Linked DNA regions of Mus musculus: region 1 is linked to region 2. A link is a contact called in ENCODE Hi-C or POLR2A ChIA-PET data. All regions are on one chromosome and are shown on one strand. Each heading gives the region's core, a stretch centred on a gene start or an enhancer-like site at or near the end of the contact. The rest is flanking DNA. Distances are from core to core; before and after follow the strand shown.

Region 1 (5,612 bases), core at 1,830-4,329, 80 kb after region 2:
GCTTAGTGGCACAGTGCCTGCCTAGCTAGTACCTGCGAGGCCCTGGCTTCCATCTTCAGCCACAGAACAACAAGCTAAGAACACTATAAATGCACAGGGGTTAATTTGGCTTGTTTCTGTATTTATAAGTACATTGTAATCATGACTTCTTGCGATTACCTGAAGAGAGCCTTGTAATTCAGTGCTCCTAAGCTCTGCAGTTAGATCTACCTAGATTCAAATCTCAGCTCTTTGATCCCGGGCAAATTACTTGGCTCTCTGTACTTCAAGGTCTTCTTCTATCAGAAAGGGTTAATAACATGGTTCCTCTGAAGACTGTGTGAGACAAAGTGCACGTCTAGACCATCACTCTAGGCTACGACACGGCACACACAAATAACATATCTATCTATAGATGCTGGTTTTCTTACTAAATATGCTGCTGTGCTCACCTGGCCTTGTGTTCTCTCTCCCCTCAGCTACACACATCACGCAAATGTACTTATTTTGCTAATTTAAAAATATTTGTTGTTGGTGGCTATCCTACTATTGATGTATTGATATATCAAAAGTTATAAGACAAAAATATCACCTAGAATCACTATGACCAGATACTATACTTTAAAAATTATTATTATTTTAAAGACAGGGTCTCACTGCCTCAAAGCTGGACTAGAATTCACTATGTAGCTTCAGATAACCTTAGCCTTCTTATCCTCCTGCTGACTCTCCTGAGTGCTGGGACTATGGGAACACTCCATGATGCCTGACTTGATCGACTGTCGATCAGTTCCCTCATCAAAGCCCTATCTAAGACACTTATTTCCAATTTGTTTCTAGTCTCAGATGCGCGTATTTAAAAACATTTTAAAAATTAAAGGCATAAGTAGTGTAGCATCACCTTTGTGGCTCACAGCCACCCCCAACTCTGGTTCTGAGGGACCCGATGCCCCTTTCTGGGTTCCATTGGCACCTGGCTCACATGTGGTGCACCTACCTACATTCAAGCCAAAGACTCATACACATAAATAAATCTAAAAAAAAAAAAAAGAATGTTGACAGTTTACCTTCAGATTTTTAATAAAAGCAGCAAGCACTGTAGATTAACTTAAAACATTAGTGTTCCCTCCTCTGTCCAATTTCCATTCCTTCTAAATGGGCTATGGCTATCATGGTTGTAAATGGGCTATGGCTATCATGGTTGTAAATGGGCTATGGCTATCATGGTTGTGGTATGTAAGAGAGGTGAGTACAGAGTCCAAAGCCTGTGTTTATTTATGGAGATGGTGTCATGACATATGTACAGTTCTGCAGTTTGCTTTTGTTCACCCCACATTGGTTCTGAATTCTGTCTGTAATCATTTGTCCTTTGGCAGAAATAAAGCCGGCCTCTTTACTTAGCTTCTCTCTCTCTGCTCCTGCTGTCCAGCTGTCCTTGGCTTTTCACTATTATAAATAGTGCTGTTGCAAAGAGTTCTTGCTTATTTGTTTGTTTCGTTGTTTTTGGACAGGGTTTCTCTGTGTAGCCCTGGCTGTCCTAGAATTAACTCAGTAGACCAGGCTGGCCTCGAACTCTGAGGTCAGCCAGCCTCTGCCTCCTCAGTACTGGGATTAAAGACATGCGCCACCACTGTTTGACAAAAAGAAAGTTATTTTTGTTCTTTTAAAAAAAAGATTTATTTTTATTTATGTGTGTGTCTGTGCTAAGCATATGCACATGTGTGTGTGCATTTACCCACAGAACAAGGCATTGGATCCCTTGGCACTGGTGTCTCTGTCTCTCTGTCTCTCTCTCCCTTCCTCCATCCCTCCCTCCCTCTGCACCCCTACTTTCCCCCTCTACCGGGTTTCTCTGTGTAGCCATGGTTGTCCCGGAATTCTCTCTGTAACCAGATTGACCTTGAACTCAGAGATCACCTGCTTTCCTGAGAGCTGGGATTATAGGTGTGCATCACTAACCGGCTTCCCTAACATTTCTTAGAGCAAGAGATAGGAACTTTTAACACACAGTGAAGGTTGCCAGTGCGCTTGGGGAGATGGGGGAGGAAGTTCCCAGGTGAGTGCTAGACTCCTCTTTTACAGAATATTACTTGATGCATTGGTTTCTCATCACGGTGCAAGATGTCAGTGTAGCACACAGGGTCAGGCTGACTAAAGAAAATGAGGCTAATCTGCAAGAGGCTTAATTATTAAAGTTCAAAGGACAAAGAAATGAGAATCTCTGGAAGAAGCCTTAAGGGAATTAGAGAGGTGGGGGTGGGGGTGGGGGTGGGGGTGGTGGTGGTGAGGGGCAGTCCAGGACTAAAGTCTGTTGAGGCAGTTAAAACAGTCCTGACAAGGGTTCTTCTGACAAGACAGCCTGAATTTGGCACAGGAGAGGGGGCTCGACTTCCTTCCCGAGGACAAAAATAAAAACTGGTACAAATGATCTTCACTCTTGTGAATTTCTTCCGGAATTGAAACTTCAAATGTCACGTTTGCTAATTAAAGAGGAAGTCTGGTTGACTTTTAAGACTATTAGTCCCCACCATCACTTACCACAGATCGTAAGTTGGTGGGGAGTGTGACGTTAGACAGCCAATAGTAAACGAAAGACTTTGCTTCCACGCTGTTATTTCTCAGCGTCTGTCCCTGGACCAAATCCCCAAATGGAGGATAAAGGAGTGGCCGAAGTGTAAACGCCAGTCTCCTCGGCTGGTTCGTGCAATACTGATGTGTTTTATAAAACCATAAGGCACTTTCCTAAAACGTGCCCAGGGAGGGAGCTGGTTAGCCTGCGTCCGGTTAAGCCCAGGCTGTCAGGCGTCCCGGTTTATTATTTGATGCCCGGGTCTCAGCAGCCGGCTGCACTTTCCGTGGCTGGCACCGGGGCCTGTGAACTTACTTTTCTCACCCACTGGTACGAGGCGTTTAGGGAAACCGGCGCTCCCGGGCTGGGGGCTTCCGACGCGAGCCCAGCGCAGGGCAGGTGGCCGCCCAGCCAGGCGGCGCAGGAAGCGGCCCGTGGGGCGGAGCGGGCGGCGGGTAGCAAGGCCGCGGGCGCCCCGCCCGGGCTGGTATGCGGCCGGGAGTGACGCGGGAGGAGGGGTCACGTGACGCCCGTGGAATGCCAACAATGTAGCGAATGTCCCGCTCGGGTCTGCGCTTCGGAACCGCGGCGTGAGCGCCCCGGGAAGATGGAGCCGCCGCCGCCAGCGCCGCCGCCGCTTCCCCGGGCTCCCCCGACCCTCCGGGGTCAGCAACCACTGCCGCCACCGGCGCCCGGTCTCCCGGCGCGCGAGGTCCCGGAGCCGCGGGCCAGGACGCCGCCGAGGGTGTAGAGCGCTCCCGGAGGTGAGGGGCCGCGGCCGGGAAGTTTGTCGGGACAGGGCTCCGCCCGGTCCCACGGGCGAGCTGCCCTGCGGGACAGGGACAACCCGTCCGCTGGGTCCCGGGCGGGTGCGGAGCAGCGGGTGGCGGCGGCGGGGCGGCTTTGTTGTGCTCGCGCGGCGGCGTCCGGAGGCCCAGACCCCGCGTCCCGCGGCGCCGACCCCGCCCAGCCTGGGCCTCCGTGCGCCGCGCCGTCCACCACGCGCGCTCGCGGCCTTGCGCGCTGCACCTCTGGCCCTCGGCGGCGCGGTGCCCGCCCGGTGTCCGGTGTCCCGTCCCCGGCTGCGCCGTCCGGCGGTCGGTGCGGGGCGGTTGCGTAACGTCTCTTTTGAGCCGACTTCTCCCGGGCCGGCCTCCGCCGCGACTCCACGGCCTGAGTCCGTAGCGCTGGTCACGCACGAGCCTCGCCTGCGTGGCCCGGGTCTCGCCCGGGCGACTTCGGCCACCAGCGGCGTGCAGGAGGCGGCCGGGTGAAAACTTATGCCTGTGAGTGTGAGCGGGAGAGAACTGGACGTGCAGATTTTGTTGACAAAAAAGTTTGAGCGAGGACTTTTCACGCCTTTAAATTTCCCCTGCTTGCCCGTAATGTAGCCGCTTATTAGGGAATTTGTACCAAGTCTTGCTCCATATTTTTAGTTTAACCCCAGGTTAGGTCAGTAAATGATGCTCACCAGTTTTGAGTGCTAAATCTGGAGACAAGGCTACTTTTTGTGATTTTTCTTTTCTCCCCTTTTAGCAACTGTTGTAATAAGGCGCTAACAAAAAAAAAAAAATCTTCCAGCATAGGAATGCAGACGCTGCTTAGAAAGCCTGTTTTTAACTTAACTATAGTTAACAATACATTACAGTATTCAGCCTCTCGTAAAATTTTGGTTATCCAGGTATAGAAAACGCTGTTGAACGAATTCACCATGGTTCCTTTGAAATTGCTTAACTTTTACCACACTTCAAAATGTCAGCTTCATATGGTACCAACAGAGGCTGCTATACAGAATTACAGAATCCGAAGTTTTGAACTGAGAGTTTTTCAGCTTCGCCATCTAGTTGGAATAGTATAAATGTAAATTGGAGCTGTGGGTTATTTCTTTCCTTCGAGAAATCACGGCCTTGGTGGGAGGGACTTTCAGTGGTGGGAGGGACTTTCAATGATGGGCGGGGAACACGTTTACAATAAAATGCCTTGTTATTTTAAATGCTGTGTTGTAAATAGCCTGCCCTAGGCCCTTAAAACCCACTGGAGAGTAGAATGGAGGTTGGAGCTGGTAAATCCACACTAAACTCGAACGAAAGCTATTGGGGAACCATGTGGGGGAGGGTAACGCGGGGGTGGGGGTTTTGTGTTTGTATCGGGAAACCTAGACCAACACAACGTTTTGTATTTATTTCATGCTTGTAATAGCGCGAAACTTTTAAGTAATATTTCGTACTATTTAAAAATAGTATGCTTGAAGGACTACAGATGATAAATTTAATGCATTTATGTTGTCTTGGCTGTGAATGTGCTGTACAAATGGTTGATATGTTCCAGTCCACAGAAGGAGCGGTTCAGCTTCGTGGAAGCTGTAGAAATTACCAGAAATCTCAGTCCTTCTAAAAAGCTCATTGCTTGGTGTGTTCTCTGGAGCAGCTGGAGTTGAGGGATGTGTAAAGGCACAACTGTTGTGTCACCCTCTGAGGAGCACGCACCCTCAGAGTTTTCAGGACTTGCTTGGGCTGCTAATATCCCTGAATGTTAGTTAACTGCTCTCTCTCAATGCTTTTAAGCCCAATGCTACTTGATTTGTTGTTTCATCTTGAAGCTATAATAAAACAGTAATGTTGGAAGTAGAGATAATTGGTGGAGATACTAAAATTAGGAGAGAAATTTGGCACTGCTTAATGCTTGCCGTTCACTTGGCAAGTACTTTATGTTGGTTAATGTCTAGACTGTGTCGATTTCATTGTGAGAGTGGTGGATTTTTTTTTTTTGTAAAGTTAATTAACAAGTACTTTTTGTTTGTGTGCCAATATTTGACATACATAGGATTTTTTAGGGGGAGAGGAAAAATGGAAAGTGTTATATTTCATAGCAGGACTTTGCATTTCTTGTTAATTCTGATTGCTGATACCTTTGCAGTCCCTGCCGGTCTCTAAAACAGTTAGGGAGGCATAGACCTTGAAGAATGGAAGTTGGCTTTGAGTGAAGTAGGCCTGGGTTTAGAATGTGAACCCCTCTGCCTGCTGACAGTTATCAGAAGTAGGAATGCTGAGGGCTAACACTTTCC
Region 2 (5,146 bases), core at 1,556-4,055:
AATGTCCATTACCAATAGATGTTAACAGGCATATCTATATTATTGTGCATGTAATAGAAATATGGGATCTGTATAGATTCACAAAAAGGCCCATGATACACTAATGCAGTCAACAAGCAAGTTTGCTAGGCATGGTGGTGCATACTTACAATCCCAGCAATTGAGGGGAAGAGGCAGGAGGATCACTGACTTCAAGGCCAGCCTGGGCTACACATTTAAAAAAAGGAAGTTCAAATCGTTGAAAAATGTAACCACCAGAATGGATGGCAAAGGAAATAAATTACATTATGCATTTTTAAAAAGCCAATATAAATTATTTTACTTACAGATCCTTCTTCCCAAAAACAGAGATGAACAATAGTGGGGAAGTCAGGTTTCTACAAAGAGAATGAAGGATGCTATAGCAATGGAACCATGGTTATATGACAACTAAGTAGACTTGTACACATAAACATGGGTGCATATGCAAAGCTCTACAGAGTATAGCAATTTCTAGGTTTTGATATGGTTAGAGGAAAAATGTTACTTGGTTATAGTTACAATGGACTTGTACTTTTTTCTCTTGGTAACTTTATGAAATCACCAACTCAAAAGATTAAAAAGGATTGGGTATGGTAGTATATAGCACTAGGGAGACAGAGATCGGTGCCCATCTAAATTTGAGGCCAAGACTATACAGTAAGATCTGTATTAAAAAAATAATACTATACAGAGAAACCCTGTCTTGAAAAATCAAAAAAAATATATTAATAATAAAAAAATCCCAAGTTGCTCTGCATCTGTAGACCCAGAAACTCGGGAGACTCGGTCAGGAGGATCAATTCAGTCCATAAGTTCAACAACCTACACAGACCTACTCAAAAAAGTTGTGTGCACAGGTGGTGGTGGTACACACCTTTATTCCAGCACTTAAGAGGCAAGAGGAAGGCAGTTCTCTATGAGTTTGAGGCCAGCCTGGTCTACAGAGTGAGTCTGACAACATCTAGGGCCACACAGAGAAAACCTGTCTTGAAAAACAAACCAACAACATTAAAAAAAAAAACAAAAAACCAAAAACGGTGTTTTTAAACAAACTTTAAAAAAAAATTGCACTGTTTGTATCCATTTAGGAGTTCCAGGCTAAGGTGGGCAATATAGACGAGCTCAAAAAACCAAACAAACAGAAATTTTCCTGTTAACAGTTCTAGTAAACATCTTTACTTCACACGTCCACTCACAGAATCCAAATTCTAAAAGAAAACACTCTTCTTTTGGGAAATGGTCTCATCTATCTCAGGCTGGCCTCAAATTTGCATGGAAGTTGACCTAACACTTCAGATCCTACTTCCACTTACAGAATGCTGTGAAATCAAAGGCAGGCTCTATTCTAGAGCAGTGGTTCTCAACCTCCCTTACACTCTTTAATACAGTTCCTCATGTTGTGGTGACTCCAACCATAACATTATTTTCATTGTTACTTCACAACTGTAATTTTGCTGTTATCATAATACAAATCTCTGATACTCAGCCTCATGAAAGGGTTCTGCAACCACCACAAGGGGTCATGCCCAACAGGTTGAGAATGGCTATCCTAGACAGAAAGTAAGAAAACACCCCTTGTACAACAAAGCTCTAGCCAAGTACCTCAGCCTTAAGACTCATCAGTTTGTAGTTTTACAGCATTTAAATCTAAAAGGTGCAAGGTATGGTGGCACTTGCCTTTAGTCACAGCACTTGGGAGGCAGAGGCCAGTAGATCTCGGAGGTCAAGGCCAGCCTAGCCTATACAGCAAGTTCTATGGCTATATAGTGAGACAAACAAAAAAAAAAAAAACCCCACATTTTACAGAAGGGCAGGGAACCATGCCTGTAATTCCAGTAGCTAGGCACAGGGAGGGCTGCTGCAAGCTTTAGGCCAGAAAAAATAAAAAACAACCCTGAAAATAGACCGATTATGCACATATGGAGCCTCAAACAGTCTCTTTTGGCCTTCTGAGTCTAGGTCTTACTAACTACATCAGCAAAGATTTTCCTGCCTCCACCTCTTAATGTTGGGATTACAGGTGTGAAACAAACGCCTAGGTAGGGTCCCAAGTATTCCGTATGAGACAACTATTAATCAATCATGTTTGCTTTAATAAGATACTGGTCGAAGGGGTCACACTGGTACATAAATTACATTTTCTCAGCTCCAGGACCAAGTAAGGATAGAGCAGTCCGGTATCCATAATCTTGAAGGGTTAGGACCATTTCTTCGAGATGTTGAGATGGTCTAGCTGGTCTGCAATGTATCTATGCTTAGGGAACTTGGAAGTGGCCGCTGCCTTGATGGCTTCAAAAGCCTGGGCCCGTCGCTCCGCGGCGTGGCCGCACTCCTGCTCTGCTGTCATGTAGGGCATGCTGAGCCAGTAGTGGTTCTCGGCCTCCACCTCCAGGCGACGGATCATGCTCTCCTTCGCTTGGAAAGACACGGTACGCGGCCGCCGGTGCTTCCCGATCCACTGCCTGCCCGGAATGCGGCCGCGGAGGAGGACAGCGGTGAGGAACATGGTGCCTCCTGAGGAAATGACACGAAAGCCGCGGTCGCTGAGCCCCGGACCCGGGAAGCGAGCAACCGGCGTGCCAAGCTTGCGCCCACATCCCGCGGCCGAATCCAGAGCACGCTCGGCCTCTCGCCGGAAGTGAGTGGCCGGGAGCCGACTACACTGCAGGATATGGGGGTGGGGGCTCCCCGAAAACCCACCTCGCGTACCAACCGGCCCGGGACACGCTCCCCTCGGCGCTCCGCGTCCCCCGACCGATGCGGCGGCGCGCTGCTTCCGGTCTCTCTGGGGCCCTGATGCTAGAGTTCCGCTCTCGCGAGAGACGCCTTCTGCGCCTGCGCAGGATTCAAATGTGTAGCGCGTTCGTTCGAGGGGACTGGAGGTCAGCAGTCGGCTCGGCGGCCCTCAGCATGAACCCCATCCAGAGTTTCCACTGTAAGCTGCGGGGTCTGGCCACCACGCTGGACAGCGAGACGGCCCGGCTGCTGAGAGCGCTGGACGGCGAGGACAGCGGTGAGTGGGCGCGGGCGGGAGAGTGCGGTTCTCAGCGGGCGGTGTCGTCCAAGGGGCGTAGCTGATCTGTGATGGAAACTGTGCGGACAAATTCTCCTTGTGGCCGCAGGCGAGCGGGTGGTTGGGTGTTTGTTAACAACATCCAGTGGCAACTGTATTAAGACGCACTAAAACCCTGTTTTCTGTACGTGTAAAGTCATTTCGTCTCACTCGAATGGGCCCCTATTGAAGCAAGCATCTGCATTTTCTCCACTAACACTCTATTTGAAGTACAAATACTCGGCACTGCTGTTTTTTTGTTTGTTTTAAGATTTGTTTATATATGTATATGAATGCTCTATTTGCGTGGATGCAGGCACGACAGAAAAGGGCAGCAGATCCCATTATACATGGTCGTGAGCCACCTTGTAGTTGCTGGGAATTGAACTTAGGACCTCCAGAATTGGAGCCAGTATTCTTAGCCACTGAGCCATCTCTCCCGCCTCTTGTTTTATTTTTTAATAATAAAATTAAACATCATTTCTAACTTGTACTAGAGATTTTTTTCTTTTTTCTTTTTTCTTTTTTTTTTTTTTCGAGACAGGGTTTCTCTGTGTAGCCCTGGCTGTCCTGGACCTCACTTTGTAGACCAGGCTGGCCTCGAACTCGGAAATCCGCCTGCCTCTGCCTCCCGAGTGCTGGGATTAAAGGTGTGCGCCACCAAGCCCAGCCTGAGATTTTTTTAAAAAGTTGCAAGGTCACGGAGTGGCGTCCGCCATGAATCCCAACACTCAAGAAGCTGAAGGAGGTAGATTTTTGCGAGTTCCAGGCTAGCACCTGACCAATCAACCAGGCTTAGTGAGACCCTGTCCAAAAAAAAAAAAAAAAAGAAAGAAAGAAAAAAAAGAAAAAAAATCGATGCAAAAGTAGTTCAGATTTTGAGATTATCATAAAATGTCATAAATGTAATCTGTCTCGCACCCAGTAGGTCGAATGTAGTGGCACTTGCCTTTAATCCCAGCACTCTAGAAGGCATAGGCTGGCAGATCTCTGAGTTTGAGGCCAGCTTGATCTACAAATCGAGTTCCAGGACATCCAGGGATATACAGGAAACCCCTGTTTTGAAAAACAGAAACAAAGCAAAAATTGCACCCCGTAGACACAGATTCCTCTTACTTATAACTAACTCTCCATTTGGAAATGTTTTGGAGACTATAAAAGTAACATGTACTGTAGGAAATTTCAAATACAGAAAAGTAAAAAGAGTATATGTATTTTCTATTTAATTCGTAACAGACATCACTTACTGTTGTAGCTTTTTTTTTGTAACTGTTCTTATTTTAGGGAATTAAAATATGCTTTATTTGTTTATGTTGTTGAGCTAATTCGGCATACTATACTAAAGTTCATTAGTATTTCAACTGTATAAAAGTTCTTTTCACCAAGTGTTTGTTAGTCTGTAGTCTCACTAAAACATTACCTCTGCACAAACTTCATTTACTTTTTGTTTATTTGTTTTACAAGAAAATGTTGTAATAATTCTTTAATAAGTAAAAAAAAAAAATACAGGGAGTATTGCCAGCGTCTTCACTTTCAAAACTGTTCTGACTAATTTTATGTCAATTTGGCACAGGCTGGAATGGTCTGAGAGTGGGGAGCCTCAGTTGAGAAAATGCCTTCATAAGGCTGGGCTGCAGACAAGCCTGGAGAGTATCCTCTTAATTAGTGAGTGATGTGGGTGGTGCCATCCCTGGGCTGGTGCCCATGGTTCCATACGTACAGGTTGAGCTCATAAGCTGCACCCTTTTATGGCCTCTGCATCAGTTCCTGCCTGACATCCATTGATGATGAGCAGTGATGTGGAAGTATAAGCCAAATACATACCCTTTCTCCCCAAGTTTCTTTTGATTGTGGTGTTTCATCACAGCAGTGATAACCTAAGACAGTGACTATAGTGTTAAATCACTAAATGAACTTAATACATTATCTTTGAGATAATTTACATACGCTAAAACTTTTTAAAGAATGCGTTTCATTGGTACAGTCAGAGCTGTGCGACTGCTAGTAAGGAGGGTTTAGAGTTTAATAACTTCCAGACTCCCCAAAACTTTATTACAGAAGCCTTGTGTCTGT

Evidence for each region. A loop is a pair of places that touch in the nucleus more often than their neighbours do. ChIA-PET counts read pairs that join two places held with the same protein, here RNA polymerase II (POLR2A).
Region 1: a map of left cerebral cortex shows a loop between it and region 2 (9-fold over the local background). The contact joins the promoter of Lats2 here to the promoter of Mrpl57 in region 2. A Hi-C loop is called at or near these places in 1 of 37 maps with a recorded cell type or tissue (left cerebral cortex). POLR2A ChIA-PET finds 5 or more read pairs at or near these places in 2 of 5 experiments (Patski and embryonic stem cell).

Annotation. Positions count from the first base shown.
Region 1 is chr14:57,743,590-57,749,201 of GRCm38, reverse strand. It overlaps Lats2 (large tumor suppressor 2), which reads left to right and starts at 3,079. Exons shown (of 8, transcript NM_015771.2): 1 at 3,079-3,312. Gm52140 reads right to left here. Exons shown (of 3, transcript XM_030248241.1): 2 at 2,864-3,907. The coding sequence ends at 2,890.
Region 2 is chr14:57,823,898-57,829,043 of GRCm38, reverse strand. Mrpl57 (mitochondrial ribosomal protein L57) reads right to left here and starts at 2,805. Exons shown (of 2, transcript NM_026401.2): 1 at 2,722-2,805; 2 at 299-2,535. The coding sequence starts at 2,527. The coding sequence ends at 2,219. Ska3 (spindle and kinetochore associated complex subunit 3) reads left to right here and starts at 2,881. Exons shown (of 9, transcript NM_198605.3): 1 at 2,881-3,034. The coding sequence starts at 2,932.